Linked DNA regions of Homo sapiens: region 1 is linked to region 2. A link is a loop called in an ENCODE intact Hi-C map of the cell type or tissue named here. Cell type or tissue: CD4-positive, alpha-beta T cell. All regions are shown on one strand. Links, peaks and the distances in the headings refer to the core of each region. The heading gives the core; the rest is flanking DNA.

What was found. Hi-C counts contacts between places; a loop is a spot of excess contacts. Peaks named below come from ENCODE experiments on the same cell type or tissue, not always from the same donor. Only the 100,000 strongest peaks of a DNase experiment are listed, where the experiment ranks them.
Region 1: a loop joins it to region 2, with 2.5 times the contacts of the local background. A loop is called at or near these places in 3 of 110 quality-filtered maps.

What each region holds. Positions count from the first base shown.
Region 1 is chr21:36,858,835-36,861,750 of GRCh38, forward strand. All of the region lies in intron 6 of HLCS (holocarboxylase synthetase), which reads right to left. Among named protein-coding and RNA genes, the nearest start is that of HLCS-AS1, 110 kb to the right of the region's middle. RefSeq lists enhancers at 1,211-1,799, 1,355-1,649. In CD4-positive, alpha-beta T cell, for the core only: no CTCF peak of the experiment used is centred there; a DNase peak (open chromatin) is centred at 1,487.
Region 2 is chr21:36,583,809-36,586,724 of GRCh38, forward strand. No RefSeq gene overlaps it. Among named protein-coding and RNA genes, the nearest start is that of CLDN14, 110 kb to the left of the region's middle. In CD4-positive, alpha-beta T cell, for the core only: a CTCF peak has its summit at 1,383 (motif pointing right); a DNase peak (open chromatin) is centred at 1,373.

The DNA of each region.
Region 1 (2,916 bases), core at 167-2,666, 280 kb after region 2:
CTAAATGACCCAAATTTGCAGAGTGAGCCAGTTCCCAAATGCTCCTCGTGCATCATCCCCTCCCCAGGCTTGGGACATCTACAACAGGCTGGGAACCACTGGGGCAGGACTTCCTACCAGGTTTGTCATCTACAGGCTACACCTCTTCTGAGGCCCCTAAGTCACCCAATGTTTGGCTTGGAGTTTTTTGTTTTTTGTTTTGTTTTGAGATGGAGTCTCACTCTGTCGCCCAGGCTGGATTGCAGTGGTGAGATCCTGGCTCACTGTAACCTCCACCTCCCGAGTTCAAGCGATTCTCCTGCCTCAGCCTCCTGAGTAGCTGGGATTACAGGCGTGTGCCACCAAGCCCAGCTAATTGTTGTATTTTTAGTAGAGACGGGGTTTCACCATGTTGGTCAGGCTGGTCTCAAACTCCTGACCTCGTGATCTGCCCCGCTTGGCCTCCCAAAGTGCTGGGATTACAGGCGTGAGCCACCATGCCTGGCCAGCTTGGAGTTTTTTGTCTTTTGTCCTGGCATTCTTCCTTTCCTGACTTGGTTCTCCTAGAACCTCCCTGGCTTCTCACAAATGGTTTCTAAGCTGAAGAATCCATTGTTCTGAGTCTGACCTTGCACCCTCAGCTCTCCCCACTCTGCAAACTCCACTGGGACCCCCACAGGGTCCACAAGAGGAGAGGGGAGCAGGACAACTGTAGTCTTGTTCTTTTGCGTAAGTGGACTGAGTTTTGCAGAGGTAGGAAGATGGAAGATTTTCATCTTTTAGTTTCAAAAGTCTGTCTCAAACCCACAGCTGGAGTGGCCTTGCTGCACAGAGCAGTGACTTTCATACAAGTTGTCTTGTGGTTAAAGGGCATCCAACTCCAAACCCAGGAGTATCCCTCAACCTTTTGAATTTCGTTTAAAATAAAACTGTAGGATTTCAACAAGGAATAGAAGTGGTCCCAAGGTGGGCTTCACAAACCACCATTCCCAGACATGTTTGTGGGGAAGCCTTCAGCAGCAATGCTGCTCAGGTGGGCATTCAGGCACAGTGACAAGGAGATGGGGAAGAAGACGGTTTCGCAATAATCAATTACACCACTGGAGGCTCCTGGCTGCCTAAGGGCACACTGGCCCTGACCCCATCCTGAAATTGTTCCTTGCAGGTCGCATATTTACTCAATCAATATTCATGCAGAGTCCACTCTACAGCAGGCTCTAGGTCAGAATTAGCTGGATGAGAATGCTCGGGTTCCCTGCATGTGTGCACACACGAACCCTATATATAGTACATTTTGCAGTGGGAGGGGTTACTTTTAATTGAGCACCTGCTTTGGTGTGTCTAATATAGTGTTTGATTTCAACCTTATTCTGAGTAGGCATTACTATTCCTTTTTTTCAAATGAGGAAACTAAGCAGAGACAGATCACATAACCTCCCCCAAGGTCAGCCAGCTAGTTAGTGGCGGGGCGGGACTCAAGCCAGGGTGATCAGACTCCAAAGCCATGCCCCCTCCAGGAAGTCACACCCCTCCAGGAAGCCACACCCCTCCAGGAAGCCACACCCGCCAGGAAGTCAGGCTAATTCCCCAAACTAGCCACTAAAAGTGGCCAGGACTGGTCAGATCAACATGCAGAGAAAGCTGCTGATGTTTTATTGTTAATAAGGTCCCAAGTTCAAGTTTTATTTGGAGATGTTCAAATTTTAATTATTACTTTTAATTGAAATGCACTGTAATTTAATATTAATTTTTGTGTAAGTCAAATGAATTAGGCTAAATTGCAACTTTCATTTTATTTTGGAAGGAGGAGAGGCTGAAGAAAAAAAGCAATAAATAAAAAGGAAAAATTATTTCTCTTAGAAATTCACCTGATAGAGAGGGATTACTGCATTTTCTAAACCATGTCTAGTTTAGACACGGCACATCTGGTATGATAGATGCTGTGTATGAATGGAAACAAGTTTAGGGTAATAAATGTTTCCCAGTGTTAAAATAAACGCCTCAGCGGTTCAGATTTTGGCCAGGCAGTTTCTCCACAGTAGGAGGCACTTATCTACTTTAACACTTTGCTACTTAGAAATTATCACTCAATCAATTACCGTCCACCTGGGTTTATTTTTACAGAGAGCTTCAATAAAATGAGTGTGAAAATAAGTTAAACACATTCTATTCATTTTCTCAATTTTTCACCTCTCCCAATGGTGGTTATGTTGACAGAAAAATTACTTCATTTTATTTCAACAGACATTTATGGAATGCTGACCAGGTTCTGTGCTAAGGGCTGGGAGACAGGATATGACCAAGTGGAATGAAATGTGGTCCCTCTCATTACAGAGCATATATAACCTACCTTTTAGCACAGGCGGTGTCTCTACAGCCCAAATGAAGGCAACCACGAGAAAAATTCTGGACCCTACAATCTCCACAGCCCTCCCCTTCCTCCCCTACCACAAGAGACTGCCCTTTGCCCAGGTAACGTCCCTGTGGTGTTTACCTATGTGGTCCGTCAAGCTCTCAGGTGCTTCCAGATATGGAAATACTCTTTCACCAAAAGATGTTTGTTATACTTTCTTTTTTCTTTTTAAACTTTTCTTTTAGGTTCAGGGGTACATGTGCAGGTTTGTTTAATATAGGCAAACTCGTGTCAGAGGTTTGGTGTACAGACCATCTTGTCACCCAGGTACTAAGCCTAGTACCCAATAGATTTTTTCCTGATCCTCTCCCTCCTTTCACCCTCTACCCTCCAGTAGGCCACAGGGCCCATTGTTCCCCTCTTTGTGCTCATTGGTTCTCATTATTTAGCTCCCACTTGTAAGTGAGAACACACAGTATTTGGTTTTCTGTTACTGTGTTCGTTTGCTTATACTTTCTTTTAAAAGAGTACCTCCCTCTTACATCACTTCTGACGTAAGCTTTAGAATTTCTGTACCATCTGTC
Region 2 (2,916 bases), core at 104-2,603:
TTGGTAGGTTTGAAAGGAGACCTGGGTCATGGGCAGTAAGAGGTCCTGCATCTCGATTTACTCTCAGGAGTGACTGGCACTTCCAGGGCTGGGCTCCTCCAAGGATGGGCTCATCCCTGTGGGGTGGAGTAGGGGTCTGTCCAGTTCCGCCACACCCACCCCACCCACCCCCCACGCCCACCCCACCCACCCCCCACGCCCACCCCACCCACCCCCCACGCCAAAATTGGACTTCTGTATTAGGGAGCTTATTTGCCCAAAGATATAAGCCACATTCTCCAACCTAGACTGTCAGTTATAAACGTAGTCTTTGGGCTGGAATAAAGGCAGTCTTTGGGCCAGGCACAGTGGTTCACATCTGTAATCCCAGCACTTTGGGAGGCCAAGGCGGATGGATCTCCTGAGGTCAGGAGTTCAAGACCAGCCTGGCCAACATGGTGAAATCCCGTTTCTACTAAAAATACAAAAATTAGCCAGGTATGGTGGTGGGCACTTGTAATCCCAGCTACTCAGGAGGCTGAGGCAGGAGAATTGCTTGAATTCGGGAGGCGGAGGTTGCAGTGAGCCAGGATCACACCACTGCACTCCAGCCTGGGCGACAGAGCCAGACTCCATCTCAAAAACAACAACAACAACAAAAACGGTCTTTGCGACTCCATTGGCCTCATGCCTTTTTTCACCTTTCATTTGGTTCAGAATTTGGGCAGGAAGAGTGTGCCATTTACCAGACACCCCCAATACCTTGGCAACACACAGGGCTCACTTTGAACACCAATTAACTTCTCAACAGTTCACACACAATCCATGCATGGGAGCCTTATTCCCTTAATACGCCAAAAAATATACCTGAAGCTAAAAATATACCAACCCAAGGCAAGCTTGAACTTTCCATAAAAGGCCATTAAGAGAATTGATTTCATCTCCGGGATTATTGCCCTGTGACAGCTGGTATGCATTCCAAATACAGCAACAAAAGAGAAGGCCACGCTGTAGAAAGGAGTTTAAGTGGAAACCTTCCATACACCAAAATCTCAAAGGAGAGGAAGTTGCTTGCCACCCCCTTGGTTACAGTTCATAGTCATAAAGGCTGTTTCTATAGAATAGACTTCCACGATTATCTATTTGCAAAAATGTACAAACACAGCCAGCATACTCTGTGCCTGTAGAAAGACCTGGATCAATACAAGTAACAGAAGAATGAAGAAAAGAGGAAAAAAAGATTTTATCAAGGCTGTTTACTTTAAGGGTACCTTAAAGACCTGCACAAACACACCTGCTACTTCAGTGCCAGGAAGAACAGAGCAAACATGGCTCTCCTTTAAAAGAAACTGGAGAAAGAGACTTTGCAGCCACAAAACCAGTCACACCAGGAGGCGCTAGCATCTCAGCAAGTGAAAGCATAGAAGCCTCATCTTCAGATCAAAGTTATTTAAAAGGAGCCCAGGATCACACTTCTGAATTAAGCCTACATCACATCGGGGACAGTAACATGTTGAGGAATGTTTAACCACAAACTGGATCACCAGAAGGGAAAAATCTCCTGATTCCTAGCATCTGCCCATTTCTGTGGTGTAAATACTCCCACAGTAGCTGATTTCAAGCTGCCAGCATTGGCAGAGATGTGAAACACCACACCATTGTATAGTATTTCCACCCTCCAGATACAATAGGTGCAAACAACTTCTAGAGCATAGGTACCAGTAAAATGTACTAACACAATCAGGAAGTAAAAAATGCTAAAACAATTAGGAAGTTGAATGTATTAAAACAACTAGGAAGTGATGAGTTTTGAGTATTTATTACTTTTGTGGTAATATAATTTATTTAATTGTAAGCTTATGATTTTAAATTTTTAAATAGTGACTCTTTTAGCTACCAGCTCACAAAATTCCGGCAAATTTTACAATTGGCTCAAGCTGGGGCAAGTCTCCTTCAACCTACCATGGTCTGGGGAGCGTTTTCAAAGTAACAAAGATCTTCCTTTCCCTACCTCAATTGCGGGAGGCCCATTGGGACAAAATGCCCCAGAGGCGACCACATGTGCATATTTTCTTTTCCTTCCTTCCTTCCTTCCTTCCTTCCTTCCTTCCTTCCTTCCTTCCTTCCTTCCTCCCTCCCTCTCTCTTTCTCTCTCTTTCTTTTTCTTTTTTTTCTCGCAGTTTCGCTCTTGTTGCCCAGGCTGGAGTGCAGTGGTGTGATCTTGGCTCACTGCAACCTCCACCTCCTGGGTTCAATCGTTTCTCCTGCCTTAGCCTCTCGAGTAGCTGGGATGACAGGTGCGCCACCATGTCCCGCTAATTTTTTGTATTTTTAGTAGAGACAGGGTTTCACCATGTTGGCCAGGCTGGTCTCGAACTCCTGATCTCAGGTGATCCACCTGCCTCGGCTTCCCAAAGTGCTGGGATTACAGGCGTGAGCCACCATGCCTGGCCATCATGCATATTTTCAAAAGCTCTCCAGTGCAATTCTAATGGACTCCCTGGGTGAGAACCACTGCTGTGTCCCACCCTTCCATGTTACAGAAAGGGAAGCTGAAGTTCAAAAGTTTAAATGTTCTCTCTGTTGGTTAACAGATGACCGAGCTGGAGAATGACTATTAGTTGGGTTCTTTCTCTTCCCCTAGACCTTCCCCCCAACAATTATGTGCAACTTTGGATCTCTTCTGGAAATACTGCACCTTATAAGCACCTTATTTGAAATATTGCAACTATATTAGCAGTATAGGCCATATACCAAAGCCTCATTACTTTAAAAGGAAAAAAAAAAGAGAGATGGGGGGGCAGTCCTACTGTGTTGCTCAGGCTGGTCTTGAACTCCTGGCCTCCGGCGATCCTCCTGCCTCAGCCTCCCGAATAACTGGGACATAGGTGCATTGCATTCAGCTTACTTTTGCATTACCTTAACAATAACCAAAAT